2 separate regions of the Homo sapiens genome follow, and region 2 is linked to region 1. Evidence: chromatin loops called from intact Hi-C (ENCODE). Cell type or tissue: PC-3. All regions are shown on one strand. Each heading gives the region's core, and the rest is flanking DNA. Links, peaks and the distances in the headings are about the cores only. Region 1 overlaps ITGB8 (integrin subunit beta 8). Region 2 has its middle 110 kb from the start of ABCB5.

Region 1 (16,974 bases), core at 2,855-10,854:
GGTTTGCAAAAGTGACACAATAAAATTCAACTTTGATAAAAATTTTTATAGAATGGAATATTCTCATTAAATTAGATGTTGTAGGTAAGTCATACTTAAGCAGAAAGCTTTTTGTTGCCATTATTATTGAAAAACTTACAAAAATCAATGCATACCCTTCTTCAGTAAATAGGGTATCGTGATTACAACTGATGTCATATTTGCCAGGAGCCACAAACTCAAACATCTGCAGGGCCAGGTAAGAAAGATAAGCAAGTGACATAGGTCAAGGAAAGCACATCCAAGAGCATATCTTGCCTTTAGGAAAGGCCTCCAAATCTCTCTTATTAAGCAGTCATTTGTTAAAAACTGTCTTTTCTTGAGCAGACCTATGGTGTTTGTCTCTTTATGTTCAGTTAACAGCATTCAACATTCCAGTGAAATGTAGATATTGCTTTACTTCTACTTTATAAATGAGGAGGGAAAAAGGTGCTAAAGAGATCAGCATCTTGTCTGGAATCACACACCCTTATATAGCAGTGTCCATAGTAGACTTTAAGCTGTTTGACATGAACCGCTACTCATCATTGGTCTTAATAATTACAGAACAGTAAGTGAAGGCTTTACGAAGTTAACCTATTTAATCTCCACCATCTGAGTGGTAGATACTAGTGTTTATACCTGCTTTACACCTATGGAAACTGAATCCCAGCAAGGTTCAGACAGCTGCCCAGTGTCACATAGCTAGTAGTCGCAGAGCCAGAAGTTGAAGCCCAGATGATCTGTTTTCAGAGCCCCTGCTGGTGGTGTGGTTCTCAACTGGAGTGATTTTACCCTCCAGAGGACAATTTCATCAAGTTATGACATTTTGACTGTCATAACTGTGGAAAGAGGGTGCTACTGGCACCTGTTGTGTTGAGACCAGGGTGCTGTTAAACATCCTACAATGCACAGGACAGCCCCTTTGTCAAATAAAAAATATATCCAGCCCAAACTGTCAATAGCACTACTCTTGAGAAACCCTGGTCTATGCAGTTATCACAGTGCAACTATGTAGATACAAAATTAACTATCAGGACAGATGTTGACTGACACATCATTGAAAGTTTCATCTCTAAATAAATGTCTGCTATCTGATTACTTCTATGCTATTTGCCTCTTTCCTCTAAAAAATCACGCAGATAAAAGGTTTTTATTTAAGTTGTTTGGTTTTTATATCTTATTACAATATTCCATACTATAAATTCTATATTCTATTATAAAAATTTATATTATGGATCTCACTTGTATAAAGAGAATCTTAAATGCTTTTTTATCCACGTAGATATACACATTATTAAAATTCTCCCATACATCTGTACACAGTTATCTCTTTACCCAAAATTGCCCCCAATGAATCTTTCTTACCTCTTCTTTCCTTCTGACATTTATAAGTTACTTCCCACAGCCTTAATTACTTAGCAGCTGTCTTGGCACATTGCTTTCCTTCTCCCTTTTGCCCCTGAAGTGCTTGTTATCTCTATTAATTATTTTCAGAGTTTACAGAAACAATATGTAATGGGTTAGACAGAGAGGGAGTTGGAGTTCAGGAGCAGTGATGTCACCAGAACAGGAGAGTTGGCTGAGAGGGAGCGTGTCTCCTGCTAGTGAAATAAAAGATAAAATACTTTTTTGAAGATAGGCTGCTTCATGAAGGAAAGGGGAAGGGGCTTAGGCAATGGTCATTAATCCACAGGTCTTCTGTCAACAGTGGTTTATTTAAACATCTGTTATACATTTGTAATTTTTAAATATCTGCCTTGAGGTACTTGGAATTTTCTTTTAAAAGAGATTTCTCTCTAGGGCTCAAAAAATCTGTTTTTGTAGGCTTGAAAATTCGACTAATCTTTTTTTTTCTTTTTTTTATTATACTTTAAGTTCTGGGATACATATGCAGAATGTGCAGGTTTGTTACCTATGTATACACGTGCCATGGTGGTTTGCTGTAACCATCAACCCATCATCTACATTAGGTATTTCTCCTAATGTTATCCCTCCTCTAGCCCCCCAACCCCTGACAGGCCCTGGTGTATGATGTTCCCCTCCCTGTGTCCATGTGTTCTCATTGTTCATCTCCCACTTATGAGTGAGAACATGCGGTGTTTGTTTTTCTGTTTTCCTTTGTTAGTTTGCTGAGAATGATGGTTTCCAGCTTTATCCATGTCCCTGCAAAGGACATGAACTCACCCTTTTTTATGGCTTCATAGTATTCCGTGGTGTATATGTGCCACATTTTCTTTATCCAGTCTATCATTGATGGGCATTTGGGTTGGTTCCAAGTCTTTGCTATTGTGAACAGTATTGAAATGCATGTGTCTTTATAGTAGAATGATATATAATCCTTTGGGTATATACCCAGTAATGGGATTGCTGGGTCCAATGATATTTCTGGTTCTAGATCCTTGAGGAATCACCACACTGTCTTCCACAATGGTTGGACTAATTTACACTCCCACCAACAGTGTAAAAGCATTCCTATTTTTCCAAATCCTCTCCAGTATCTGTTGTTTCCTGACTTTTTAATGATCGCCATTCTAACTGGCCTGAGATGGTATCTCATTGTGGTTTTGATTTGCATTTCTCTAATGACCACGACTGATCTTCTTAATAAGCTTCTGACCAAACTAGAACTTTCTAGATTTAAGTTTTATGTACATTTGGTCAAAGTGACTTCCTGTTTTTGGAAAGGGGAAGAGATTAAGAAGTCTTCAAAAGCTGCTTACATTTTAGAGTGCCACTTAAATATTGATTTTATGTCAGTTAAGTAAAAGCTGGTTGAAAACATGTATTAAATTGTCCTTAAAATACAAATGTTTCCAAAAATTAAGAAGGGTGAATGCTTAGCAAGCTGTGACTATCTTGTCAAAGCAAAAATACTTGAAAAGCAGTTGTTGTCATTAAAAAATATTTCCAATACAGACAGATTTACCTTGCCTCTGCTTGTTCTCTTTATTCACTAGCATTATGCAAACTGTCATCAATCTATTTTAAGATTATGCCTTTCATTAGGAACAAGTAATAAGAATTTAGCTGGCAGAATTTGTGTTTTTGGAGTTTTTTTTTTTCCATTGCTTTACAATTATATTCTTAAGAATTGCTCTGAGAAAAACTTTTCCTATGCAGACCTACGTGTTAATACTTTTTAAGCTTCTTCATTAGTTGGTTTCATATCATGTGTAAAGGCAACTCATGAAAATTTGATTTGTTTCTATCACAACAATTATAGATGACAGAGAAATAAAGTGTTATTTGTTACTTAGAACTTACGTTATAAGTGAAACTAGTTAGTCTAGCCCTTTTACCAAGTTCACATAGTTGTCACAATACAGAAATGTTTACCAAGTTGGTTTAACAGGATTTTTCCTTAAAGAAAATACAGTTAACATTGGAGAGTGCAGTGGGAAGCAAAAACTATGGAGTAATTTGAACTTAAATGTTATGATACTAATTGGGCTCAGTTACATACTAATCTTTGGCTTATGCCATTAGGCACCAGTGAATGAGGAGAGACTACTGCCAGTGAACTTTAACATCATCTCTCTGATAAGTATCTAGCTATGAACTTGTTATTCGAGACAATCATTTTAATTTCTAGAAGAGTATTTATAGAAAAAATATTACCAATAATATACCTAACTATATAACTCTAGATAGTCATTTATGTAATCATCAGATTTCTCATGTTCTCTAAACTAAATTTTATTTCAATTTTCCTACTCTTCTCTAACTTTCTCATTACCACAAAGAGTGCCACAGTTGGCACAACATAAATTTTATTTATCAAAGTAAAGCAGGTATAAAATATATCATACAACAAAAATATTGAGCATAATGATAAGTTGAGAAATCTGTAATCTATACCTTGTATAAGCAGTTGAAATAAGAATCAGAATTGCTATTAGTTTTGATCACTTACTGCATGCAAGAAAATGCACTAAATAGTTCACATACTATTATTATCTTTTTAATCTTGCCAGCAATCATGGAAGGCAGGTATCATTCACATATTACAGAAGATGGAATTGAGAACTTTTGTTGTAAGGTGACAAACCTAGGACTTGAGTAGAGCATTTCCTGCTTCTAAAGAGCGTTACTATATCATGTTATATATATATGTTATATAACTATATCATGTTATATATCAAATGTGTATATATAGTATATGTGGATGTTTGAATGTGTATGTGTATATATATGTTTATAGGCATATACATATACATGCATACATATTTGCAGTTCAATACTTGTTACTGAATTTCACCTTAGAATGTGATTGCCACTAACGTGTCTCTATTTCTGAATATTAAATTATCTGTCAGTTACACCATTTGGAGTCCAGTGTTAATCTAAAGAGGTGCTGTTCACTCTTTGTTAGTTAGTTGAATTCAGCTCTCTTCATCTTTTTAAGTTACAGGTTTTTATGGGACTTTTGTCTATAAAATATTTTAATACATGGATATTGATGTTATGTTTTCAAAAATTTAAATGTCTTCAGTAAAACCATAGTCCTTCCCAGGTACATTTTTATGTAAGTCATACAGTTTTCTTCATATTAGATGTTTGAATAGGATGGAGCTATGAAATTTCATTCCCTTATTTATTTTATTATTCATTACAGGAACACCCCTCACTAGGCCAACTTTCAGAGAAATTAATAGACAACAACATTAATGTCATCTTTGCAGTTCAAGGAAAACAATTTCATTGGTATAAGGTATGTTAACTCTGAAAATGTTAAAATTAAATTTTTTTCATTGGTAATTGAAATTAAGACATTTCTTTAGAACCACAGATAAGGATTCTGGAATTATTATACTTTGTACAATCTAAATTCTATATTGTATTACTAAAGTATCCTTTACAATGTCTTAACTTAGCATTTAAGCATAAATTCTATTTAGGTTTGTAACATCTAGAACCAAATCTGAGAACTGAGAATTGTATTGGATACACTTGAGTCCAGCCTGATGCTTAGGGTGGTCTCAAATGTGACAATGGTGGAGAAGACTTATCAGGCAAAAAGTAGTTCACAATCCGTCTTTGCATCTTGCATGTCTAGAGTGCTTCTTCTTATTCTGGTACATGAGCATATCCTCATAATAGGTTAAAATTAGAGAATATCAGCTTAATTCTAAATAGCACTGACACACCTAGCTTTGGTCTAGGTCATTCAATAACGGACCAAAAGGGGCCATCGAAGTGTCTGAGCCAGTCAAAGCCTTCACACATAAGAATAATCTTGGTGGTGTCTGGAGTCTTTTGGGCCAGGTGAGACCCTCAAGCAAAATAGACAGCAACTGTGTCACACTGGAGGTGCCATGGACCCCCCAGCATAGAACTGTTCCTCTGCAACCCTGTTATAGCTTTCTTTTCACAATCTTTAAGGCTCTTTCTTCCTAGAAACTCTCTTGTTCTCATTTTCATGAAGCTATGACACCCTAATTTTCATTGTGCATCTCTGTTTACTTGGTCTCCCTCATCTCCTTTGCTATCTTTGTTTCTCCCATCTGCTCCCTAATTATACATTTCCCCTCAGTGGCCAGTCCCCAGTGCCCTCTACTTATTTTTAAAAACTGCAGAGAAATTACATTTTCTTGGCTTCAATAAATACTTGAACCCATTTCCATTTGCCACAAGCTGGTGTTCCCCCTACCAGTTTCCCTATTACCTACCTACCTTATCTGAAAGCACTACTTTAATCGTAACACTTCTTCCTTTAGAAATCTATGGTGAAGCTTTATTTATTTATTTAGGGTAAATGTATGGAGTACAAGTGCAAGTTTGTTACATGTGTAGATTGTGTAGTGGTGAAGTCAGGGCTTTCAGGGTGTCTGTCACTCGAATAGCACACATTGTACCCATTAAGTGATTTCTCATCATCCACCCCACTCCCAGGCCCTCACCCTTCCAAGTCTCCATTATCTATCATTCTACATCATGTATACACATTATTTAGCTCCCACTTATGGGTGAGAACATGTGCTATTTTTCTTTCTGTGTCTGACTTAGTGAAACTTTATTTAATTCCTTGTTTACCCAAATGTATATACCATGGAACCACTTTTTAAGGTAACAACAAACTAACATCTGCAGAAGTAGGACTCTGGCCAAAATTAAATGGCCCAAACCACTTTATTAGCAATCGTAACAGCTTCCACTTATTGTACACTTAACTATTGTCAGGCATTGAGTTTGTAAATACTTATTAATCTAATCCTCTTAGCAACTCATAAAAATGAGGACAGTCATCTTAATATGCCCATTTTAAAGATGAGGAATCATATTTTGGGAGGCTAAATATTTGCCCAAGGGTTTCTAACAACCCAAATCCTCTGCTCTTAACCTCTAAGCTTAATAGTTTACTTTGAAATACCATGCAGCTTTTTATAGCTTTTGCTTCCTCTTTGCTGTTTCTCTAACATTATTTCTTGGCAGCATTATTGGCTCTAGCAGTTTCTTCCTATTCCTTTAAAAATTTGCCATTAACTGATAAACCATAAAACCAGGTTTATTATTAACTAAATTATGCACAAAGTCAGAATCAACTGGCTCCAAAGCCTGGGAAGCTCCGGTGTGAGCCCCATGCATGCCCCTGTAGTCACCTCCTTTGACTGCCTAGAGATCTTTTTTATCAATCACCTTTCACCTGGGTTCTAACAACCTCATGGCTGATAATCCATCCTCCATCTGGCTGCCAGAGTGATCTATTGAAATCACAAGTGTGACCACAGTACTCCCTTGAGTAAAAGTTTCAGCGGTGCCCTCTGAATTAGAGGACCAAATCTCTAAGGTGGCACATGAGGCCATGTCTCTGCTTGCCTTTCTGGCCTCATTGCCCCACTGTTCCTTGCCTTGCAGGGATGCTTCTCATCCCTCCAGCCATGCTTCTAATCCTCCTGTGCACAAACACTCAGCCAGGCTGATTCTCTCCTCTGTGCCTTTGTTCTTGCTGCCCACCCTCGCTTCTCATGTCTGGAAGCCCTTCTCCCTCATTACTTTATTAACTCTTACTCATACTTTAAGGCATGGCTTATAAGTCATCTCCTCCAGAAAACAGTCCTTGGCAACCTTCCCCAGCTCTCAAATGCTGGCCAGGTATCCCTTTCATTAGGGTCTGTGCACATCTCTATTGTTTCACGTGTTCACATGTACAGTGTTTAGTGAAGAAATTGTCATTTATATGCTTGTGAGATCCTTAAGGGTGGAAACTATGTGACCTAGTGATTTGGCATCTCCAAAGTGTATAAAGTAGGAGCTCAATAAAAGTCTAATAAATGAATTTTTAAAATCTATAAATGATACATTTTTCCTTATGACTTGAGATGCCAAGTTGTTAGTGTCTAAGTAATGGCTGGCATCCAGCAGGAACTTAAGGATATTTGTGAATAGGATAAAATGCAAGAATAAATGGATTTCAAAACTTTTTACCATCTGATTTCCTATAAGTACGTGCCCTTTAGTCAGATTGGCTTTTTTCTATTTTTGCTTCATCTTCGATTCATGCAGACCTTTAAAGCCTTTGCTCATTCTCCCTAAAAATACCTACGGTCTTCTCCATAATAAGCAGCATGCATCAAGAACACATACCCCATGAAGTTTCCACTTGTGACTATGATTTTTCCTAACTAAAGAAGTTTTGGGAAATGCTGCATTAAATAATGTTAAATCATTTCTAGATTGCAGGCCTACTCTGAAACTTTTAATTTGCAAATGTGCATTTTATGTTTCTAAGTGGAAGAAACCATATGCAGAACTTCCCAAGCTCATTTGCCCTCAAAACTTTTGTATGTTTAAAATCTCTTGGGCTTTACATTCCATGGAAGAAATTTGGGAGATGCTCATCTGCATTTCGATTGGATTTTTAGGTCATCAGGTACAGTGATTCCGGATGCACACACAGTCATGCACATGTACAGACACACACAACCACTACATGGGTATATGTTCTGGCTGCTCTACTAGGTTGCTTATATTTTTCTTGTGTCTTATAGGTTTTCATTCATTTAATGGTTCACCTTCAACTGATAACTACAAAAATATTTACTATTTGTTGGTTGCTAACCCATTACATACTATTGTCATTGTTTAAATGCTACTGATATGTTTTATAGGATCTTCTACCCCTCTTGCCAGGCACCATTGCTGGTGAAATAGAATCAAAGGCTGCAAACCTCAATAATTTGGTAGTGGAAGCCTATCAGGTATGTATATATTAGATACAATTTTTTAAATAAAATTTTTACCTCAATTTCTGTGACAAGGTACAAAGTAGTGCCATGTCATCTCGAGAGGAGGAGTAGAAAGCATATTAGATTAGGAATTAGGAATCTGAAGTTCATCCCTGGCCCTACCACTAACTAGCTTTTTGCTTTGGGAAAGTTATTTCTGCTTTCTGTGCCTCACTTTTCTCATTGACAGTCAACAGAGATTGGGCTAGAGGCTATCTAAATTTCCTTCTACATCCAGTGCTCAGTGAATCATCAAGTCATAGCTATAGAATGTACATTATTACCATGAAATTGCGTCATTTCCTATGCCGTAATGATAAAGTAGAAGTCCACAGTTACGTAAGGCAATAATCTGCCAGGGCAGTTAAACTATCTGGGATATAGCAATTATTAAGAGGAGTCGGTTGGGATCTCTATGATCAACCACTTGATTGTTCAACAATTATTTTAGCATTTTTATCAAAAGAGTTTGATTAAAAGAATCACCTTAGTAGATACTCTGTTTTCTTGAGTTGATGGTTGTATGCTGTCATCAGTCCTATGAAGAGTGAATGCCTCAATGCAAAGAATTTAAAGAAACATCTGTTCTTTCAACCTGCGTCATTCCTGAATAGAACCACCTCTGTTAAGATGTTGTGAAAATAGTGACTGCTACTTTTTTACCACTAAGATCCAGTCACTTTACATACATGACCTCATTCAGTCCTCACACCTGACCTATAAAGCAGGTGGTTAGTACCCACATTGTATATTAGTAGAAACCAAGACTCAGGAAAGTGAAACAAACTTATCAAAGGTTGTTCAACTAATAAGCAGAAGAAAGTGGGATCAGAATCCAGGTGTTCCTTTACTTCAAGCCTCAGGTGCTTCCTCCTCTGCGATACCACCTGTTTTTCATTGTTTTACAGTGTGTCAAAAGATATGCTTTATGCTACCTTGAATTTATGGGCCAACTATAGAGTCTCTTTCCCAAATTCTCTGACTCCCTTCCTAACACGCAGAGTTTAATAGTTAAATTATAGCCAAAGCATTGTGGAAAAACCTCTCGTTTCTCTTCTCGTTTTCTCCAGACAGCACCTTCCTTTAGCTTGGGCACAAAAGAGAAAGGCAGGAAGTAGACACAATATATGAAATGAAGAACTTAGGCCGGGCGCGGTGGTTCATGCCTGTAATCCCAGCACTTTGGGAGGCCGAGGCAGGTGGATCACGAGGTCAGGAGATTGACACCATCCTGGCTAACACGGTGAAACCCTGTCTCTACTAAAAAAAAATTAGCAGGGCATGGTGGCGGGTGCCTGTAGTCCCAGCTACTCGGGAGGCTGAGGCAGGAGAATGGCTTGAACCCAGGAGGCGGAGCTTGCAATGAGCCGAGATTGCGCCACTGCACTCCAGCCTGGGCGACAGAGCAAGACTCCATCTCAAAAAAAAAAAAAAATTAAGAACTTGTTTAAACTTTCATCTTCTAAAAGGAAAATAAATCTTGCTTGATTTGTTTTCACTGAGGATAGTTTTCTATGTCTGAAAAGTACGTTGAGTAAAATAAGGAAGAGCGTCTTAAATTACATCTTTCTCACTGTTACAAAAAAGAACAGTGAGACTGAAGAGGGACTTATCACAGAAAATCAAATGTGTCTACAATTCATTCCCATCAGTAGTCTGTTCCCAAGAATAATCAAAATAAGACAAGAGCTTATGCTGTAAGAAACCACTCTAAATTCTTTAGTATGAACCCATTTATTACTCCAAAAAAAGTATATAAATTTACAGATTTTTACCTGTGTGTCAGACTGCCCCAGTGGCAAAGGAGACAGCAACATTTGGTTATTTTGCCTAGCATAGGTATGCAATGCCTTAGTCCAGTGTAGTTCTCATCAACCGTAAACAGTGGAAAAATAATATTAAATCCAACAAAAACTTACTGGGGCTAACTACTCTCCTTAAGTTGGAATTCTGTTATTATTTTATATATGTTTATATTATCAAAAATCTTCTAAACTTTCATTTTGTCTTCACAGTCCAACAGAATCAATTCACAATCCATTGAAGAATTATATAGAATCTGCCTCTGTACCTATTAGATACTAAAAGGGAAGCTCAAGATTATGTCTGGGGTTGGATTTCTGAATCCCCAAACTGGGCAAAATTTTAAGGATTTGTCTTCACATCAGGCTTGAAAAACATTGGCCTAACTAGCTAAGATCTTTTCCTTTTCTTTCTTTTTTTTTTTTTTTAGATGGAATTTTACTCTGTCTTGCCCAGGCTGGAGTGCAGTGGCGAGATCTTGACTCACTGCAACCTCCACCTCCCAGGTTCAAGTGATTGTCCTGCCTCAAGCTCCAGAGTAGCTGGGATTACAGGCGTATCACGCACACCCGGCTAATTTTTGTATTTTTAGTAGATGCAGGGTTTCACCATGTTAGCCACGCTGGTCTGGAACTGCTGATCTCAAGTGAGCCACCTGCCTCAGCCTCCCAAAGAGCTGGGATTACAGGCGTGAGCCACCACACCAGGCCAACTAAGATCTTAAGAGAAGCAGAATTTTAGAAGGGTAAACTGAGGATGCTCATTGCGTTAGGCATTTCCTTCTGATCTGCTGGTTTTCCACATATGAACATCTTTGTATACCACTGGAAGTTTATATTGATTTACCAAGATTATACAATTAATTGTTGCAGTGTGTATGAGCTCTCTGGAAGACATAGTCTTACCTACTGTAAATAATATTTACTTTGAGAAATTAGAGGAAAGTCTCTTGTTCTAAAGATACGCTACCAGAATTCCATGATCAATTATTTGTCAGTAAGCACGTGTTTCTTTGTTGATTATACCATTGAAGAAGAGAAATCACTCAAGTAAAGAATTAGAAGCCACTGGAAATTATTTTTCTTTTCATAACCCGCTGCTCACTCTCTTTCTTTAGGCACATACTTCGTTTTTCCTTTTTTTTGTTTGTTTTTTTTTTGGCAAGTGAAGGATTTTTGCATGTGGTAGACTCTTAGTTGTATGGAATAAAATGCACACAGATCTGAAGTATACATTAAAGGTAGCTGGATCCTTTGGAATTTGAAGATTGTAATGAAAGAAATTAGTGTGTGCCTGCCACACAATAGGCATTAAATAGATATTTATTGAATGAGTGTATACATGGGTGAATAAATGAATGAATGGTTTTCTGCCCAGTAAGAGGACCTATTTTGGTATTAAGGATTGCAGCAAGCTTGACTGACACAAACAAGTCCCAAGGACTTGGGAAAAATTCTAAGCCATTCTTGGAGAGCCTTATAGAACTATATCTGTCCAGTAATTCTTGCTCCTTCAGTGTAGAAATGGCCTCCCTAAAATGTACTTGTCAATTCTGTGTCAATAAGTCGTTTTAGCTATCATGATAGTCTCAATTGTTTGAAACAAAAATATTTCTTTAGCAGCTTTATATGGCAGAAGCATTTTCCACATTTTAAGGTGTCAAGATTTACCCTTTGTGATGATATATGTGTTCTCAAGGTTTAATTACACTTTATCATAAAATATAGTTATTACTGGATTAAAAATGACTGTTTTGTTAACAGACTGATAAATATCTTTGAAGGGCTCAAAATGCAGTCATGGAAATATGTAAAAAAAATAGAACAATTTGAATGCAGATAATCTAATCCTTCAGTATTTCTTATGTATTTCAAATATAATTGGGTCATTATGTGGAAACACTGTTTTTATTCATCCTTTTATAGAAACAGACTCTTTGATCTAGTTAAAATTAAATCTATAATGATTTAATAAGCTTGACTCTGCTTTGTTGCTGACATTTGAAACTACTCTCGTATGTAATTTAAAAATAATGTCTCTGCAGAAGCTCATTTCAGAAGTGAAAGTTCAGGTGGAAAACCAGGTACAAGGCATCTATTTTAACATTACCGCCATCTGTCCAGATGGGTCCAGAAAGCCAGGCATGGAAGGATGCAGAAACGTGACGAGCAATGATGAAGTATGTGGGTGTGCATTTTTCCCTTTTAAAATAAACTAAGTTGTTTGGCGTACTTTCTTACAGAAAAAGCAAACCATTCTGAAAAATTTTACTTACTACTGACTCTAAGAATCTTATTTATACTTCAAGGAAACTTTCATTGTCTCTCCTCAAAGTTCCTACTTGTTTTAGCTCAGCTGATTGTTCTCTCCAACTCTCAGGTTTTAATATGTATATGTGTGTGCGTGTGTGTGTAATATGAAACAATCATGTATCAATAGTAACTTTAAACTTAGGCGTCATGACCGGTATAAATTAGGAAATCACATATTCTCAAATAAGTAGTGTCTGTACTTATAATAATGATAATGCCTTTTTGATTTCATATTCACAAACTCTCAAAGTAAATGTAAAATTGAAAGTCACATATCACAGAAAAGAATGGGAATGATAGAACAGTTGATAAAGGCTAAGAATTTCAAAATCTTTCACTTTGTGATTGCCCCAGTACACTCATAATTATCTAAATTATCTAGAAGGAGGTAGGGAAATTTATTAAGAACAATACAAAATGGGAAGAGTCATCATTTACCAAAAAAAAAAAAATGGGATGTAAAGGAGAGAGATCCAGATTGTAACAGTATCAGGAAACAGCACCAGAGGAGATAGAGATTCTCCAAGGATTGGCACAACGGAGAGAGTAACACAAAGAAACATACTCTTTAAGGGAGTCTTTGCTGGGTGAAGTGATTTTGATTGAGTCATTTACGTCATGAGGCATTGTCTCATGTTTAAATGAATGACTTGGACTAGTAGATTTCCAACCCCTTTTAATCTAAAGTGCAATGATGATTAATTATGTAATGTCATGCTATAGAAAAAAAGAAAAAGTTATTGAAAGTGATAGAAGATTCTAAAAATGAATAAAAGAGACTCTTCTCTTTAGTTAGAATATGTTTTTCTATCTTAGGAATTTTAGAGCTGTGTATTTTAAATTAATTATTGCAAGTTTCTAATTCTGTGGTTTCTTCTATGATCACTCCGTGGATTTTGTTCAAAGGACATCATATACCAGTTTGCAAAATGCACTTTGGCTTTTCATTAAAACTACAGAGAAAACTTTTTACTAGCAAATATAGCACTAAGTTACTTTATGAAAAAACGCTTACTGTCTTAGAAATAGTTATTTCCTTCAAAATGTCATTTTGGAAGAATGGTTTTTCTTAGCTTTTACATTGTTTTTTTTCTTTTCATTTGCTTACATGCCATCTTTCCTTCATTTTCAATTGAGTAGTATAAATAGTTTAACTCTCAGGAATAGTCATATGACCTCTTAATTATAGAAACCCCAGAGTATGATCTACTGTTAGAGATGGCAGTGGCCACATTAACTTATGTATCTGTTAAGCTTCAGCATTCTCAAAGACAAAAGCATTTTAAGCATAACACCAACTGTATTGATTTTAATATTATGGAACAAATTCTAATGTTTCATGTATATATAAGCCAAATTTAGATACTTTATATTATTATATCGTAGATATATATTCCAACCAAAAAGCTCAGCGCAAATTAATTTTAAATTGTAATGGATCTCAATCCAACGTGAAAGAAATATACCTTCTTATTTACCAAAGTACCTAAAGATGGTAAGGTGAGCCAACAAATATAAATAGACATATTAAATCAATTGTGTTGTGCAAAAAGAAGAAATAGAGAAAAAGAAAACATTTGACCAATTCCTGCCAGCACAGCTCCTTAGTTCTGGGCTATCTTCTTCCATGGAGACAAATAGATAACCTGTGTTGAGGTCTTAAGATTTGCAAATGAGAGTCCTAAACATTTTTCTTTCGAGTAACATCAGAGAAGGCCACAGGTTTTCCTCCACTGAAACCCTGTATAAACTAAAATTTAACTCCGAAACTTTACTTGGGCTCCTAGAAAATAGGAACAAAATTAAAACTGTTCATTTGAACATCTTATCTCAGGGTTTTGATTTTTATTTATTTATTTATTTTTGAGATAGAGTCTCGCTGTGTCACTCAAGCTGTAGTGCAGTGGTGCAATCTCGGCTCACTGCAACCTCTGTCTTCCGGGTTCAAGCAATTCTCCTGCCTCAGCCTCCCTCCCAAGTAGCTGAGACTACAGGTGCGCGCCACCATGCTCAGCTAATTTTTGAATTTTTAGTAGAGATAGGGTTTCACCATGTTGGCTAGGCTGATCTCGAACTCCTGACCTCAAGTGATCCAACCGCCTAAGCCTCCCAAAGTGCTGGGATTACAGGTGTGAGCCACCACGCCAGGCCTCATCTCAGGGTTTTAAACCAGTAGAGCAGAAGCCCTTTACTTTGGTTTATGTGATCTATCTCTAGTGTCAAATATTCAATACCCCACATTTTAATGGCTGAGTTTAGAAAATGGCCTATTCTTTCTCATGTTTGCTAAGAAATTAATCATCAGTGATGGGGTAGATGCTTCAGATAGGCTTGCACTCAAGTCTATTTAATGGTGCAATATAGGGATTAGTAGTTATTATATTCTTTAACCCTCAAGTTCATTCATTGGAAAATAAATGACTTTAAAAAGAGATGTTGCATATATATGAAAGAGATTACATGTGTTTCTTTTACAAATATCGTTAATTTCTCTAAGATGGTTTCTTATCAATTCAGTTATTAACAGATATAATATTGGTAATAAAAATAATTAAGGTATATAAATATATTTCCTTTTTCCTCCTAAATTTAGGTTCTTTTCAATGTAACAGTTACAATGAAAAAATGTGATGTCACAGGAGGAAAAAACTATGCAATAATCAAACCTATTGGTTTTAATGAAACCGCTAAAATTCATATACACAGAAACTGCAGCTGTCAGTGTGAGGACAACAGAGGACCTAAAGGAAAGTGTGTAGATGAAACTTTTCTAGATTCCAAGTGTTTCCAGTGTGATGAGAATAAATGTCATTTTGATGAAGATCAGTTTTCTTCTGAGAGTTGCAAGTCACACAAGGATCAGCCTGTTTGCAGTGGTCGAGGAGTTTGTGTTTGTGGGAAATGTTCATGTCACAAAATTAAGCTTGGAAAAGTGTATGGAAAATACTGTGAAAAGGATGACTTTTCTTGTCCATATCACCATGGAAATCTGTGTGCTGGTGAGTATAAATATATACAGGCAGCTTTTACTTGTCACTATTACACCAGCATAGATGTTAAAGTGTCTTTAAATCACATGTTTATAAATTAGCAAAACTGAATCTGAATTTGTTATTCAAAGTTTCAAAGTCCATGAAATTAGGGCATGGCAACAGATTTATAGTACGTGATTTTGATATTTATATCTTAACCTATTTTATACAGGAAATGCTTCAAAATAAAAACCTAAAATTAATTGTTATTCTCATGCTTTCCTTGATCTTGGAAAGAAATATACCAGAAAAGGAAATGCTGATGATATCTGACACATTTTCCAGAAGAATCAGAGTATTCTTCTAGAAGGATCTGATTCATTCTGGTAAATGGTCACTCCCTCCAACTTGCTCAGAGGATTTTATTTCTGTCAGGATGATGGGGAGTGAGCTATAAGAGTATACTTTTCATTCATATGAAAATCCTTAATGCATTATTATAAATGGTATTCTAAGCTGGCAGTAATTTAAGCCTCTCCAGTTTATTTTGGGCCACCACCAGCAACAAAACTGCCAAAGGACAGCATTCTTCAAGAAAATACTGCCTTACTAAGTAATCTAAAAGATTCGTCCTTGAGGCCACACACAGACCAAATTTTAAACATGAAATAAATTAAAATAAAAATACGAAGATCACTCTTGGGCCATTCAATTTACTGCCACCTACAGGTTAGATTCCAGAAAATCTAATCAACATTAGCAAACTAAAACAAAATACTGTTTTTAAATGAATTAAATAAACTACCTGTCATCTGAGTTCTGTGATAATTTTCCTGTGACAATGTGCTAAATTTACTCATTGAGAAAAACATCTTTTTAGTATTTGCATTTTAGTAAATAAATATTTGTTAAATTATTGACGAATGGAAACGTCATCATAAGCATATGGGACGTAACAAACCTATAAAAAATAAATGCTATAATGTAGTCTCAGCTGAAAATTTGGCCTGTATCACCTAAATGTGCAATGGAAAATTGTCTTTTTATTCTGTAACATACATAGAATATCTTAATATACAAACATTTATTCAACTGTAACTGACATCATGGGTAGGATGGATTATAGATGACTTTAGAATGAAGCAGCAGTTGTCTACTGTATTTTATAGGGAGGAAAAATATTATTTTACAGTGAAGAGAAAGAATTTTCTGAAGTCACGTCCCACAGCTGTCAATCTCTCAAGAGGGTTTCAAATACATTTGAGTATTTGTCCCAGTCTCTGTTTGCAGTGAAATATCGAATGTACTAGCTTTTCTATATGAGTATGATACTACTGACCCACAAGCAGTTGAGAATCTGCTTTGAATTGTTTCTGTGTAAGTGCAGACTGTAACTGACATGTACTTTCTCCACTAGTCTCCTTTGGGAATAAAAACACATGTTCACAGGCCTGCTGGCGGGGAGTCAGCATAAGCCTGCACAGCACAGAGGGCTTGGCCGACATTTGTCTGGCCTGGACCTCATTAGTTTTACACTTAGCAAATTGAGCTGGTCCTACAGTAGAATCTGTGGAACAATTACCCTGTGAGGTGCTCAGCAATAAAAGAAGAGAGAGAGGGAGCTAAGAAAGGAAAGGAAGG
Region 2 (16,974 bases), core at 8,729-16,728, 110 kb after region 1:
GTCTCAGAAGAAACAACACTGCCAACAATTTGATCTTGGACTTCCAGCCTCCAAAACTGTGAGAAAATACATTCCTGTTGTTTAAGCCCCAGTCTATGGTCCTTTGTTATGGCAGCCCTAGCAACTACAACACAGGATTTTTCACAAGAGGTCCTCCAATAAGGCTACTTCTCCAATGTAAGACATGTGGTAATATTGACTCTGCCTCTATCCACCCCTTCCTCACCCCAACTCAAATGACCTTACCAACCCCAACTCATCTCCAGTTGACCTTTCTAATTTTTGCCATTAAGATAAGCCAGTGTGCATTGCATAAAGATATAAATAAATCAATTAAAACTCAATGTACATCCTAAAACAAATGTAATTTTGGCCTTGTCCAGATATGATAGTAACTTCAAGAATGAAAGCTGTATTCATATTTACAAGATTTTTGTGTTTAAAATGTTGATACAGTGCAATTATTTGACTACATCGGAGGTTTGTGTGCTGATACTTTGATAGAGGACATAGCTATCTGCAGACAATCCAGAAATGTACAGCACTGAGCATAGAGAAATGGAAATAAATAACTAGATTCCTGCTCCAAGATGGCCAACTAGATGCAGCCGGGAGGAACATCTCCCACCAGGGGACTGCAACATTGGGAAGACTGGCGCACTCCTAGCCAACCTTCAGAGGGAAGGCATTGAGAGCAAATGGAGGGAAGACACAGAAGCTGGGCTGAAGGGGAAGGAAGCTGGGAACCCTGCACAGGGATACTGTGCACGGGAACTCATTTCTAACCCACAATGACTCCTGAGGAGGAGGACAGGCAAGGAGCAATCAACTCTCACCACAGGCCTCTGGAATCTTGGCAGGAGGAGACCCCTTGACCACCATGGACACTTGAGTTGGCAGGGAAAAGCTGCTTAGAGCAGTGGTAGGGGCACAATTCCAGCTAGTGCAGAGCCCAGAGGGTTTGATGCAGAAACATCTGTAGTGGAGCATGGCCAGAGATGTCCATTGCCCTAGGCTTGACTTGCTCCCATGTGAGACTTTAGCCCTAGGGAACTGTAGAACCTGAACTCTGCAGGGAGGTCGTGCCCATGAGATGGTGCTAGTCTGACCTGAGCACTCCTTGGTCTGCTGGCTTCTCCTGGGGCCCCAGTCTGACCACACCTACTTGCAGTGCAACCCCCAGGTACCTCTGAGGGCCTGCATCATAGCTCCTGCATTAGTGGACCACACCTGATTATCAGAGTGCTGCAGCAGAGTGACCCCCACTGACATGCACCAGCCTGCCCATGCCCTCCCCACACTGCAGCCTCCCCTATGCCACATTGCTTGCAGGCACTTGCCCAGGCCACCTGCCCAATATGCTTTGCCAGCATCTATATGTATGGGCGGACCTTCCCCTTCCTTCCCCGCCAGCTCACATGTATGCCTGTATCCTGCCATGCCACTGCTGCCAACATCAGTGCACCCCACCCTACCGCTACCTGCTGCACTGCCATTGTCACTGGAGCCCAGGGAGGCGTGCAGCCCACCAATCCTGTCCCTGCCAGCACCTCACTCCTGTGCCAACATTATCACTTGAGTGAAACTAGGCACAGAGAGCAGCAGAACCTCCCCTGCCCCGAACATCCACAGATGGTGCACAGAGACCTGCCCCTCCAGTGTCCTGCCCCCTTGCCAATGCCTCCACCAGTGTGACTGCACACATAGTTGCCAATAAGTGGGCCCCTGCCCCAACAAGCTGTGCTGGTTCTGCCGCTACTGTGAACACCTGCACAAAGGCAGGCACCTGGCACCCGCTAGTACCCTGCCACAGTTGATGATCATACATCTCATCATGCTGCCACTGCTGCTGACACATGCCAATGAGGACAGATCCTGCTGCCACTGCCCTATAAAGTGCTTTGACTGGCACCACCCATTGAAGTGTTGTGACCAGAAGTCTGGGAGCACCTCAGCCCATCCAGTGCAGCAGGTCCCTAACCTTGAGGAGCCAGAGAACAAAGCCAGGTCCCAATAGTAGTCCACCAGAGTTAGAGCATGCAGTCCAGGAGTCCTTAGCTGAGCCTTGGTCTCCTAAAGTCTTCTAGTAATGAAGGCAGTTGACTGAACCCACCTCATACCACAATCAAACCCCAAAGGTCATCAAATAGGATAAAAGGAATAGAAATCCCATACAAAGAACAACAACTTCAAAGATTTAAGGACCATCAGCCCACAAAGATGAGGAAAAAACACTGTTAGAACTCTGACAACTCAAAAAACCAGAGTGCCTTCTTTCCTCCAAATGACCATACTACCTTTCCAACAAGAGTTCTGACCTGAACTGAGATGACTTAAATAGCAGAAATAAAATTTCAGAATATGGATAGAAATAAAGATCATAAAGATTCAGGAGAACATTGAAACCCAATCTAAAGAATTAGGAATCACAATAAAACAATACAGGAGCTGACAGACAAAAAAGCTGGCACAGAAAAGAACACAACCAACCTGAAAGAGCTGAGAAACACACTACAAAAGTTTTATAATGCAATCATAAGTATTAACAGCAGAATAGACCAAGCTGAGGAAAGAATTTCAGAGCTTGAAGAAAGACTTTCTGAAGGAAGACAGCCAGACAGGAATAAAGAAAATATAATGAAAGGGAAAAAACAAAACCCCCAAGAAATATGGGATTATGTAAATAAACTGAATGTATGACTCATTGGTGTCCCTGAAAGAGATAAGAGGAATGGAAACAACTTAGAAAACATACTTCAGGATATCATCCATGAGAATTTTCCCAACAGAGCTAGAAAGGACAACATGCAAATTCAGGAAATTCAGGGAATCTCACAAAAGACTTCAAAAGAAGATCATCCCCAAGACACATAATTATCAGATTCCCCAAAGTTGAAATGAAAGAAAAAATGTTAAAGGCAGCTAGAGGACAGGTCACTTACAAAGGGAAGCCCATCAGACTAACAGCAGACCTCTCAGCAGAAACCCTACAAGCCAGAAAAGATTGGAGGCCCATATTCAGCATTCTGACAAGTAAGAACTGAGAGAAATCATTACCACCAGATCTGCCTTACTAGAGCTCCTGAAAGAAGTACTAAATATAGGAGGAGGAGGGGAAGACTGTTATCAGCTACTGCAAACACAAACTTAAGCATACAGACCAGTGACACTACAAAGCAACTAAATAAATCAGTCAGCATAATAAACACCTAATATGACAGCATTAAATCCACACATGTCAATATTAACCTTGAATATAAACGGGCTAAATGCTCCAATTAAAAAGCAGAGTGGCACCTTGATAAAGAAGCAAAACCCAATGGTATGCTGTCTTCAAGAGACTCATCTCTAATGCAATTATACCCATGGGTCCAAAATAAAGGGATGGAGAAATATCTACCAAGTAAATGGAAAACAGAAAAAAAGCAGACACTGGAATCCTAATTTCAAACAAAACAGGCTTTAAACCAACAAAGGTCAAAAAAGACAAAGAAGGGTATTAGCTAATGGTAAAGGGTTCAATTCAACAAGAAGACCTAACTATACTAAATATATATGCACCCAACACAGGAGCACTCAGATTCATAAAGCAAGTTCTTAGACCTTCAAAGAGACTTAGACTCTCATCCAACTATAGTGGGGTACTTCAACACCACACTGACAGTATTAAACAGATCACAGAGTCCAAAAATTAACAAAGATATTCAGGAGCTGAACTCAACACTAGACCAAATGGATCTGATAGACATCTACAGAACTCACCACCCCAAAACAACAAAATATACATTCTTCTCATCTGCAAATGGCACTCTAAAATCAACCACACAATCAGACATAAAACAATCCTCAGCAAATGCAAAAGAACCAAAACCTTACCAACCACTCTCTCAGACCACAGCACAATAAAAACAGAATTTACAACTAAAGAAAATTGCTCAAAATCATACAATTACATGGAAATTAAAAAATAACCCTACTCCTGAATGACTTTTGAGTAAATAATGAGATTAGGGCAGAAATGAAGTTCTTTGAACCTAATGAGAACAAAGACACAACCTACCAAAATCTCTGGGACATGGCTAAGGCAGTGTTAAGAGGGAAATTTATAGCACTAAATATCCACATCAAAAAGTTAGAAAGATCTCAATTTAACAACCTAACCTCACAACTGAAAGAACTAGAGAGGCAAGAGCAAACATATCCCAAAGCCAACAGAAGACAAGAAATAACCAAAATCAGAGCTGAACTGAAGGTGACTGAGACATGAAAAACTACTGAAAGAATCAATGAAGCCAGAAGCTGATTTTTTTGAAAAAAAAAAAAGTATAAGATAGATATACCACTAATTAGACTAATAAATGAGAAAAGAGAGATAGAAATACACACAATCAGAAATGACAAAGGAGATATTACCACTGACTCCACAGAAATACAAATAACCATCAGAGACTATTATGAACACCTCTACACATAGAAACTAGAAAATCTAGAAGAAATGGATAAATTCCTACACAAATACACCCTCCCACGACTGAACCAGGAAGAAATAAAATCCCTGAGCAGACCAAAAATGAGTTCCAAAATTAAATTAGTAATAGCCTACCAAACATAAAAAGCCCTAGACCAGACAGATTCACAGCTGAACTCTACCAGATTTACAAAGAAGAGCTGGTACCATTCCTACTGAAACTATTCAAAAATTGAGAAGGAGGAACTCCTCCCTAACTCATTCTATGAGGCCTACCAAAACCTATCAGTGACACAACAGAAAAAGAAAGCTTCAGGCTAATATCCTTGACGAACATAGATGCAAAAATACTAGCAAACCAAATCCAGCAGCACATAAAAAAGCTAATCCACCATGATCAACTAGGCTTTATCCCTGGGATGCAAGGTTGGTTGAACATATGTGAAACAATAAACATGATTCATGACATGAACAAAACCAAATACAAGAACCACAGGATCATTTCAATAGATACATTAAAGGCCTTTGACAAAATTCAACAACCTTTATGTTGAAAACTATATCAAAAAACTAGATATTGAAGAAACATACCTCAAAAGAATAAGAGCCATCTGTGACAAACCCATACCTAACATCATGCTGAATGGGCAAAAGCTGGAAGCATTCTCTTTGAAAACTGAACTAAGACAAGAATACCCTTTCTCACCTTTCCTATTCAACATAGTGTTGGAAGTCCTACCCAGAGCAATCAGTCAAGAGAAGGAAATTAAGGAAGAAAGTTGAACTACCCTGACATCATTTTATATCTAGAAAATCATATAGTCTCAGCCCAAAAGCTCCTTCAGCAAACAATTTGCTAAAAAAATTCAGTAAAAATTCAGGATATAAAATAAATGTGAAAAAAAAAAAACCACTGGCATTCCTATACACTAAAACACCCAAGCAGAGAGCCAAATCAGGAACAAACTCCTGTTTACAATGGCCATAAAAAGAATAAAATTCCTGAGAATACAGCTAACAAGGGAGGTAAAAGATCTCCACAATGAGAATTATAAAACATTGTTCAAAGAAATCAGAGATGACACAAACAAATGGAAAAATATTCCATGCTCATATATAGGAAGAATCTATATTGTTAAAATGGCCATACTGCCCAAAGAAATTTATAGATTCATTGGTATTCCTATCAAGCTACCAATGACATTTTTCATACAACTAGAAAAACTATTTTAAAATTCATATGGAACAAAAAAAAACCCTAAATAGCCAATCCTAATCAAAAAGAACAATGCTGGAGGTATCATGCTACCCAACTTCAAACTATAATACAGGGCTATGGTAACCAAAACAGCATGGCACTGGTACAAAAATAGACACATAGACCAATGGAACAGAATAGAGAGCCCAGAAATAAGGATACATACCTACAACTATCTCATCTTTGACAAAGCTTACAAAAACAAACAATGAGGAAAGGACTCCTTATTCAATAAACGGTACTGAAATAACTGGCTAGCCATATGCAGAAGATTGAAACTGGGCCCCTTCCTTATGCCATATAAAATAATCAGCTCAGGATGGATTAAAGACTTAAATGTAAAACCTAAAACTATATAAACCCTGGAAGACAACCTAGGCAATACCATTCTGGACATAGGAACTGGCAAAGATTTCATGATAAAGACACCAAAAGCCATCGCAACAAAAGCAAAAATTGACAAATGGGATCTAATTAAACTAAAGAGCTTCTGCACAGCCAAAGAAACTATCAACAGAGTAAACAGACAACCTACAGAATGAGAGAAAATAATTGCAAACTATGCATCTGAGAAGGTTTAATTATCCAACATTACAAGGAGCTTAAACAAATTTACAAGGAAAAAAAAACATTAAATAGTGGGCAAAGGACATAAACAGACACTTTTCAAAAGAAGACATACATGTGGCCAAAAAGCACATTAAAAAAGATCAATATCACTGATCATTAGAAAAATGCAAATTAAAACCACAATGAGATATCCTCTCACACCAGTCAGAATGGCTATAATTTTTTTAAACTTCTATTTAAGTTCAGGGGTACATGTGTAGGTTTGTTACATAGGTAAACTTGTGTCATGGGGTTTATTATACAGATTATTCCATCACCCAGGTATTAAACTTGGTTTCCATTAGATTTTTTTTTTTTTTTTTTTTTTTTTTTTTGCTTATCCTCTTCCTCCTCCTACCCTCCACCCTCCAATAGGCCCCAGTACATTGTTTCCCTCCATGTGTCCATGTGTTCTCAGCATTTAGCTCTCACTTATAAGTGAGAACATGTGGTATTTGGTTTTCTGTTCCTGCATTAGTTTGGTAAGGATAATGGCTTCCAGCTGCATCCACGTCCCTGAAAAAGACATGATCTTATTCTTTTTCATGGCTGCATAGTATTCCATAGTGTATATGTACCACATTTTCTTTATCCATTCTTCCACAGATAGCATTTAGGTTGATTCTATGTCTTTGCTATTGTGAATAGTGCTGCATTGAGCATACATGTGCACGTGTCTTCATGATAGAATGATTTCTATTCCTTTGAGTACATATCCAGTAATGGGATTGCTGAGTCGAATGGTATTCCTGTCTTCAGGTCTTTGAAGAATCACCACACTGCCTTCTATAATGGCTGAACTAATTTACACTCCTGCCAAGAATATATAAGTGTTCCCATTTCTCCACAACCTGGCTAGCATCTATTATTTTTGGACTTTTTAATGATAGCCCACAATGACTGTAATGAATATACCTGTGTGCCTTTATGATAGAATGACTTATATTCCCCTGGTGTATTCCTTTGGGTATAGCCAAAGCAATGTAAATCATGGGGAAAATGCCTTTATCTCCTTTTGATGAGAATATTAGAAAAATAATATATTTTTGGAAACATAATATTTAGAGACATAATATATGTCTCCAAAGTTAGGCTTATACTTTGTTTCTCAATGATAGCCCAGAATGGCTATTATTAAAAGTTATAAGGGGAAGGTAAATTATGAGAACACATGGACACATGGGGGGAACAACCGAAACTGGGATCTACTTGAGGGTGGAGGGTGAGATGAGGAAGAGGATCAGAAGAAATATTGGGTACTAGGCTTATTACCTGAGTGACAAAATATCTGTACATTAAACCCCCCATAACAAACCTGCACATATACCTGAACCTAAAATAAAAGCTTTTTTTTTTTTTTTTTCAGACGGAGTCTCGCTCTGTCGCCCAGGCATGATCTCTGCTCACTGCAAGCTCTGCCTCCCAGGTTCACGCCATTCTCCTGCCTCAGCCTCCTGAGTAGCTGGGACTACAGGCGCCTACCACCACGCCCGGCTAATTTTTTTTTTTTTTTTTTTTTTAGTAGAGATGGGGTTTCACCATGTTATCCAGGATGGTCTCGATCTCCTGACCTCGTGATCCGCCTGCCTTGGCCTCCCAAAGTGCTGGGATTACAGGTGTGAGCCATCGTGCCTGGCAAAAGTTTTTTAAAAATAAAATAAAATGTTTATGGAAACGTATAAAGAAATACAATAAACGACCAGCATAAAAGGATAAATTTTCATAAATGTTATCAATTTTTTTGTCATTCTACATTATTCTGTTTTCAAAATGAAGCCAAATCGAGATGATCTGTTTACAGATTATTTTATATGGTTTGTTTATAGGAGCCCAGACTCCAACAACACCTTCACCTCACCTAAATCACTTAAATATAATGCGGCATACGTCCCAAGCCAGGGCAAATATCAGATCTAATCAGGAAAAAGGAATAGATGGGTCATTTTCACTAACTTTCAAAGATTTTTTTTTTTTTTTTGAGACAGAATCTCACTCTGTTGCCCAGGCTGGAGTGCAGTGGTGCCATCTCGGCTCACTGCAACCTTTACCTCCTGGGTTCAAGCGATTCTCCGGCCTCAGCCTCCTAAGTAACGGGATTACAAGACCTACCACCACGACTGGCTAATTTTTGTATTTTTAGTAGAGACAAGGTTTCACCATGTTGGCCAGGCTGGTCTCAAACTGCTGGCCTCAAGTGATCTGCCAGCCTTGGCCCCGCAAAGTGCTGGGATTACAGGTGTGAGCCATGGTGCCTGGGCTCAAAGATAGCTTTAAATGCTCTCATATTAATGCTTCATGCTAACTTGTTTCTTATCCTGTCATTAGAGTAGTGGGTCTAACATTTACCATATGTTGACCATTCGTGCAATTTATCAACCAATCTGGTATACTTCTGAGCATGAAACTAGGAGCTATTAATAATTATGCTAGAAAGACAGATGAAAGTTGGATTGATGCTAGGAAAATCAAGACATATCACTCTTCTATAACTAAAGGACATACAGCACAATAACAATTTATATATTAACAATAGCTAGAAATTTGGTTTTCAGCTCAGCAAAACAAATAGAAAAAAAATTTTAATTATATCACAAAGTGAAAAGTTGAGCACATGGTGATTGTTTGGCAGTCAGCCATCAACACTATCAACAGTACATACGAATGCTGTGTCTATGTAAAAATCTACAGGCAAAGAGTCATGGGGAAAAATGCATTTATCTCCTTTTGATGAGAGTAAATATTGGAAAAATATATTATATCTCCAAAGTTATGCTTATACTTCCTAAAAAAGTTTATTTTAGTTACTATATTTGCATTTTTACTGGCATAAGACCTGGTATATATTTTTGTCTCCAAAAGGTTGAAGAGGATTTGGGCAAAGAATCATAAAAAGGAAAAATATTTCTCTGGATCAGCAGGCTGCTTATGGATGATGTTAACAGCACAAATCCAACTTTTGTTTGTGTGTTTCAAGTACATGTTTAACTAAAACTTTAGTTCTCATCTGTTTTGAGCCATTTTTATACTGCACAAGGAATACACAAAACCCTTCACATACGGCACACAGTCCCCATTGGTGGTGCTTCACTGATTTGGCCTAAGGCTATCATTGGCTCCTCCTTTCTGCATGTTCCCCCTAACGACTTAGCATTCTTGACCCTCTGTATTGCCTGCATCCTTCCCTGCTGCCCTGTCGGGATGATCAGCTCCTAAAAGTCAGAGGCTCTCTGCTGCTCAGCATTGCTTCTTTACCATCCAACATACATGCTTGAAATAGAATGTATTTCATAAATTTTTGCCAAATGAACTAAAAGGAAGAAATCCATACTTCTTGGCCTTGTTTAAGAGGAACATCTTCAGATTTTCTTTTAGCATTTTTTTTTTTTTTTTTTTTTTTTTTTTTTTGAGACAGGATCTTACCCTGCCGCCTGGGCTGGAGTGCAGTGGTGCGATCTTGGCTCACTGCAAACTCCACCTCCCAGGTTCAAGCGATCCTCCTGCTTCAGCCTCCCGAGTAGCTGGGGTTACGCCTGGTGGCACATGCCCAGCTAATTTTTGTATTTTTAGTAGAGACAGGGTTTCACCATGTTGGCCAGGCTGGTCTCTAACTCCTGACCTCAAGTGATCTGCCCACCTCGGCCTCCCAAAATGCTGGGATTACAGGTGTGAGCCACCACACCTGGTCTCTTTTAGCATCTTAAATTATGGAGAAATGAAAAGGGCACCAAGAAAATAAATAAAAATATGGATTCTGTAAGAAAGGGGTACTGAAGTTTTGGTTTTGTTTTCTTTCTTTTTTTTAATCTTGCAAATAGAAGACCACTATATTAATGCCTGCAAGTTGATGAAAGATAGTGCCCAGTGAATATCTGCCAAAAATTGAAAAGGAATTTGGCTTAATTTGCAACAATAGGATAATGTAGGTTGAATACACCTAAAAAAGAACACCATATCGACTACAACAGTAATTAAGTAGTTCACCTAGGCAAGGCTGTGGCCTTTTTTACCTTCAGGGAAATTTAAATGAGAGTGTCTACTTAGATAAGTCAGGCTTTTACACGTCTCAGGCAATAGGGGAACCAAGTGACCCCATAAAGTCTCTTCCAGCCCTTGGATTGATTATCCATTAAGAGTAAATTTGAAATCACAAACTGAACACCGAAAAATTATAAGCAACTTTTAACTAGAATGCACATTTAGATTTTAATTGAGCCATACTGAAATCATGGTTCTGGCTGATAAAAGTATCTCAAAAAATAAATTTTAAAAAGATTAGTAGAAAACAAATATATATGGGCACATTTAGCCCCAAGCTGCCAGTCCAAGTTGTAATAATAGTATAAAAATTAGTCTGTGGTATAACAAGCAAATGGTTGTAGACAGAACTGGGCAGTATTTTTAGACATAAACCCCAAGAGAATTAATTAAGCTTTGAAAAACATAATTGAACTAGGTATTTTTATAAACATACTAGAACATCTGATGCATACACACGTGAATGTGCAAAATAGCTAATTATATACACTGTTTATAAGTCTGTCTCAGCAATAAAGCAGAGATTCCTCTATTTGTGGCCCAGTGAAAAAATTTGTTGCTTCTTATCCTTTTGTTTTGGTCAACATTTTAATTGTTCAGTAGCACTTATGGCATGAAACACCGAGGGGAAAAATAAAAGCTGTAAAACTCATATTCATTAGATCTCACTTATAATTTTGGACTTGTTTTGCGAACTTCACAAACTATTTATGAACATGATATATAAAATTTTTTTAAGTGTTTCGAAAATGTAAGGGCTTTAACCAAAAGAAACTCCTGAAATATTATTTCCCTTACTTAATAATTTAAAAGTGGCTGAAAAATGAGAAGTGGTCCACATTTTCACTTTCTTATGAGAAGCCAGCCCTTCTCATTTGCTAGACATTCACAACTACATATTCACTTAGACTGAAGGTAGGATATAATTAATTCCTACATTTTTTAATGTATCCATTCCTTCTACTAGACTATGTACTTTTATGAAGAGGACTGTATCTCTATATTCAGTGTCTGGCACATAGTAGGTATTCAATAAAGGCCAAGAGGATATTGAAAAAATGATTGAACACATCCCCTTGGAAATGAAGTACATCAAAATACAAGTATTTTCAGTGCAATTCTCCCTAACACTATTTCTTGAAAGGCCAAATGGTGAATGGGGTAAGATGGGGTCTGGCCTATGCGAAGAATGAGTCATTAAATGGCCTTGCAGATAAGGACAGAAATGCAAGTTTTCAAAGGACTCCTTAGAGCTTCCATCATGAAACAAGGTCACAGGAAGCAAGGGATAATTGATAACATCTAAAACCTAGAACATAGGGTTTTGGGGTAAGATATGAGATAGCGGGTGATATGTTTGGATAAATAGAGTATTAGAAAGAGTTCAGATAGTTCATACTTTAAAGAACTTATTATACAAAACTAAAGAGTGAACAAAGAGAAGCTTAAGGTACAATCAGTATTATTGAGCAACAAAGTGATATAAATCTTATCTTCGTAGGTGGCCCAGAAAACAGATAGTTTTGAAGATTAAAAAAAAAAAGGGAGAGAAAGACCACAGAAAATTGCATTAGTGGAGTTTTCAGACCTGACCCAGTGGAATAAAAATGAGGAGAAAATGTTGAAGTGAGGTTAATGAAATATTTTGTAGTTAAGAGTTGAAAAGATATGATGGCTGGTTAGATACAGAATGAGAGAGAATTTAAGTTTAAAATGAACATTTTTGGTTTGGGAAACTAGATAGGTGGTGATCTGTTAAAAATATGAGAAGTTTAACAGGTGTGATTTTAGGAGAGGACGGAAAAAGGCACTTGGAATGTGGATCTGGAGCCAAAGAGAAGGCTGGGAAAAAAGGACTGGGAAAAAAGACCGAGAAGTCATTAGCATGTGTGGGGTGTAAGTGTGTGTGTGTGTGCGCGTTGGAAGTGGAAGCCATGGAGTGGATGAAACTTGCAGCCCTCCCTTTCTTCAGCTGATTTGTAGGTACAAATATTCTTCTGGAGTAGGTGAGGCATGGGGATATTTGGTGGTAAGAGATGAATCGGAATGGCTTTTTTCCCCAAAGGTCCTCTGCTACCTACTAGATCTGGAGGTACATAACACAATGATGAAGAATTCAGAAAGTCACAATAAGAACAACTAAAGTACATTTAATCACAGCCCTGCCCTTGAAAATACCCACCTGGCAAGCATAATGCTATACTGTGACTTTACAAGAAGTAATCATTCAATCTATCCTTGTAACAGCCAGGAAATGAGTAAGATGTTAAATACAAGTCACATCTTTTGTTAAAAATCTCCTGTATACATAGAACACTACAGAAATATATACCACACCAGAAAAAAGTTCAAAATTATTTTTCTCCCATGCTAGTTTATATGTAGTTTTGATAGTAAGTTAAAAAGGTATATACAACAGTTTTGCATTTTTCATAAACTATGGAAAAGTATTCATGCATTTGTTCATCCAAACAATGTTTATTGAATTTCAATATTTATAAGCAAAATATGGAAATCAGTGACAAACAAGATAGGCAAAATCTCTATGTTTATAGCCAAGAATACAGAGTCTCATCATAATTAATTAAGAAGTAGATATTTAATTATAATAGGTGCTACAAAGGAGAAGAGTAAGATGTAATTAAATATCTTACATGAGGATCTGACCTAGTCTAGGAGTCAGGTAAGACTTCCTTGAGGAAATGTCTTTTGAGCTGAATTCTAAGGAATCTTTAAAATTTATTGAGGCAAAAACTGGACAAGAACTTATCAGAGAGAGAGAATAGCTTGTGTGAAAGCACTGAGCTGGGAGCAAGCACAATACCTTCCAGAAAATGAAAAATCCAAATGTGGTTGAAGCTCAGTGAAATGGAACAGAGGAACAAAGGATAGGTTGGATTAGGGAGGAAAGTGTCAAATCCTGCAGGGTCCTGCAGGTCAGATCGAGGATTTGATCTTGAAGATGTACTGGTTATTCTTCATGTTGTCTGCTCAGCTCTGTTATTCATGATGACCCCTGCAGTGAATTACCCAATTTCCTTGTTCTGTTTCCAGTTAGGTTCCAACAGGAGGCACTGACGCATCAGAGACTGGAGGAGAGATGAAACTCAAAAACTCAAGGTACTTCCGCTCCACTTCCTCCCTGTTTCATGGCAGTATCGCTAGTGGTGATTTGTCTCTCCACAATTACCACTCCTGCTGTGTGCTCCGTCCTCCTTGGGATAGCTCTCAAAGATCTCTAGTAATAAAACTTCTTCCCCTTCTCCCTTCCCCCTTCCCCCTGAGGGTAGTAGCAAATAACTTTCACTTCTGTCTTTATGTTCCTCAGTGTCTCCTATTGGTCCTCTTAACTGCAACCACACTGTAAAGTGATTCTTTTATTATAATCTCTATATTTGAACTTTTTGAGCTGAAGTCTGTTTCCTGCTGGGATCATGACTGACCCTTCACAGTACAGCCAAAATCTATTTGTACTTTTCAGTTGATCACTCTGGCTGTTGTGAGGAAAATGGATTGGATTGGAGTGAGCGAGAGTAATGCCAGGAGATGGAGAGAACTGGACCATCTACTTGGGAAGGAAAAGTCAAGATTTGGTCATAGAGGGCCATAGTCAAGATGGGCTATAGAGGTGAATAAGAGAGAAGATTCAACAATTGCTCTGTTCAGTAATCAAAAGAAACAAATACTGGTTTCAAGGAATCAGAAAATGCACATGTTCCAAAATTGCTTACGATACTGATAAGGATGACTGGAAACATCTTAAGCCTTTCTTCTGGTCCATATCTGCAAACTTTCTATATCTTGAATCCTGCAAAAAGTTTTAAAACCAGGCCCCCCAAAAACTTAAAAATAGCATTTTAGCATCAGGCAATATTTGCAGAGTACCTATGTGCAAGGCACTCTGGAAGATACTAAAAAGAGTCATCAAAGAAGAATGGTTAGGAATCTGGACTCTGAAAGCAGACTACCTTGGTTTAATTAACAGCCATGGATTTGCAGAAAAGAAGAGAAAGAAGGAAGGGAGACAAGGGTAAGCCACAAGGAGGGTAATGGGAAAACCTTGCTTATCCTTTACTCCCTTCCTAAACATATGTCTCTCTTCCTTTTCTGGTAACCTATCTCTTTGGTACATATTTATATATAAAGTTGTAGTCCAAATGGTAAGTGATCTGGAGGGATTTTCAGGAAATAACATAATAAGAAACAATGTTTTGAATTTTGAGGGCTGTGAAGTGTTCCGAAATGATTTTCAAATGGCTAAACTTAGCTAACTTATTGAGCTCTTTTTGTATCAGGGACTATGCTAAGAGCTTTACAGATAAGCATATTAACCCATTTATGCTGGAGGTTGCAAATTTTTGTGTGTGTGTGAGAAATCAGACCTTGATGATGACCTTGAGCAGTAGGATATAAATAATTCCCACAAGCTTAGCATTCCAATAATGGAACACTAGGCATAAAGGGGTTATCTCATAATGCTTCCAACACCTCTATTTCCTTTCTCACAAAGGAAAGCCTACAGATACCAATGTATTTGAAATGGTTTTGATTTAGTCCTACCTAAGAGAAAGGAAGTTTCTACTAAACGGCAGAGCATGAGACATTTAATGCCTTCTTTTATTCTTGCTATGCCTTTTACACCTTTAGAGTTAGAAAGGACTCTAGGGATTAATTATTCCAAATTCTCAACTCCTTCTGTATCTCACAGATATAAAAACTAAGTCCCAGAGTACTGAGTACCAGGTTAAATTAACTAATAATTATCTGAGGTGGCACTTGAATTAACGATCTCACCATTCTCTTAAAGATTCAGTAATATGTTAGCTATCTGCATAGAAGTGCTGTGTAATCTTCCCCAGTCTTCTAGAATCATGTTTCAAAACTTTAATTATATCCAAATTTAAATTATATTTTGTTAAATAATTTTTGCTTCCATCAGCATTCTCTTTTTAAGATTACCTAGATTGCTATGATAGGAAAAATAACATCTTATAAGCCATGAACCTACATGTCAATAACAGTTAACATTCCACTTGGAAAAGCAAACTACTAAAGCCGAAATTGAGCAAGCTTCTAAGAAAGCCAATGCATGTATTTTATATCAAAGTGACTAAAGATAAATTCACAATCTTTTATAAACTACAGTTTTACTAAATTTGTTCGTCTTTGCTCTCAGAGAGTAGACTTGAGAAAATTCATTTTTAACCATATGTTATTTGCATCTGTGTGGTAGGGACAGCTGCATATTAATTCAATTACCTTTCTTTTTCTTTGTGGGCACACAGCTCCCAAGGGATGTTTCCCAGCTTTCCTTGCAGCTGAGAGTAAGGTGGAATAGTAACCGATACCTCAAGAAAGAAGTATGCATATTTTTCAGTTTTCAGTCTCTCTTTTTCCTGCCTCCACATTATTTTTAGACCATTGCAAGAGAGTGCTAGAGACAGAAGGTCCTGTTTCTTGAAGGACAATTTGCTTTTGTCTTCTCATCTCTGACCTATTGCAATCAGCTCTAAACATCCTTCTCATATTCCATCCTTCACACTCTCTTTCTTTTCCTCTCTCATCTCTTCCTCTCTTCATCTTTTCTATTGTTCATGTGCAACTTTGTAATCTATCGTCATGGTAACAAGTATTATGTCTGGCCCAGAGCCACGTGAAGACAGAGCAGCTTCTATCTTTGGTGTGTCTCCACTTTTGCTTTGTTCATCTCTTTACCTATTTGATATTTTACCCCAGTCAGCCCCTCTCGGGCTTCCATGATGACCCAGTACCTTCTTTTCTCATTCCAAGAGACCCCCATTATGGGTCTTTCTTCTTTCTCAGGGATACTGGAAATAACATGGATCAATCTTTCCTTCATGGCAGGCTTTTTATTCAAAACAAGATTTTATTGTGTGGTATTCAGTTTCTTCGGGTTTGCTAAGTGGTTTGAAGAAAGACAATAAACTAAACTCATCTCTGCTGTAATTTTAATGGCCTACTGTGTTTTTTCTCCTTATGGGGTTGTTTTTTAACACTGGATTCTCAGATTTAAATACAATGAATGCATATGTAATGATGGAATTCCAGTGTGATTGGCCAAGATGAGAATTTGGAATATTTAATTGTATTACCATCCTCGACTTTTGGCCAGTAGGCAGGTTTGCATTGCTGTACATTGCTGCTTACTGTTTTACTTCCTCTAATGTATTCTATACCAGTGCTTCTCAATCTTTAACAGATGTCAGAAGTTTTTAGAGAGGAGGTTGAAATCCAGATTCCTGAACATTATAGCCACAGATTCTGATTCAGTAGTTTTGGAGTGAAGCCCGTTAATTTGTATTTGTTAAAAAAAAAAAAAAAAAAAGGAAAAAAAAGCTCCCATGATATATTAATACTGGTGGTCTGATGACGACACTTTGAGTAGTCTACAATGCAACTTGAAGCTCACAGAAGCCCCGAGAAGAAAAGTCTGATAAATTTCTAGTTGAAATAAGACACAATCAAAACTGGCTCAAATTTCAATATTAACCTTTTGAACAGAAACATTGCTATATCATATAATCCTACAGCTAAAATTGAATATACTAAGTCAAGATGAGGAAACAGATCTACAGACCTGGGA

The links. Hi-C counts contacts between places; a loop is a spot of excess contacts. Peaks named below come from ENCODE experiments on the same cell type or tissue, not always from the same donor. Only the 100,000 strongest peaks of a DNase experiment are listed, where the experiment ranks them.
Region 2: it touches region 1 in a loop (2.0-fold over the local background); 2 of 110 quality-filtered maps call a loop at or near these places.

What each region holds. Positions count from the first base shown.
Region 1 is chr7:20,386,767-20,403,740 of GRCh38, forward strand. It overlaps ITGB8 (integrin subunit beta 8), which reads left to right. Exons shown (of 14, transcript NM_002214.3): 7 at 4,637-4,732; 8 at 8,130-8,219; 9 at 12,094-12,228; 10 at 14,955-15,360. Among named protein-coding and RNA genes, the nearest start is that of ITGB8-AS1, 63 kb to the left of the region's middle. RefSeq lists an enhancer at 8,211-9,410. In PC-3, for the core only: no CTCF peak of the experiment used is centred there; a DNase peak (open chromatin) is centred at 7,065; H3K4me3 peaks cover 609 bases; H3K27ac peaks cover 3,210 bases.
Region 2 is chr7:20,494,778-20,511,751 of GRCh38, forward strand. No RefSeq gene overlaps it. Among named protein-coding and RNA genes, the nearest start is that of ABCB5, 110 kb to the right of the region's middle. In PC-3, for the core only: a CTCF peak has its summit at 13,500; a DNase peak (open chromatin) is centred at 12,564; H3K27ac peaks cover 1,109 bases.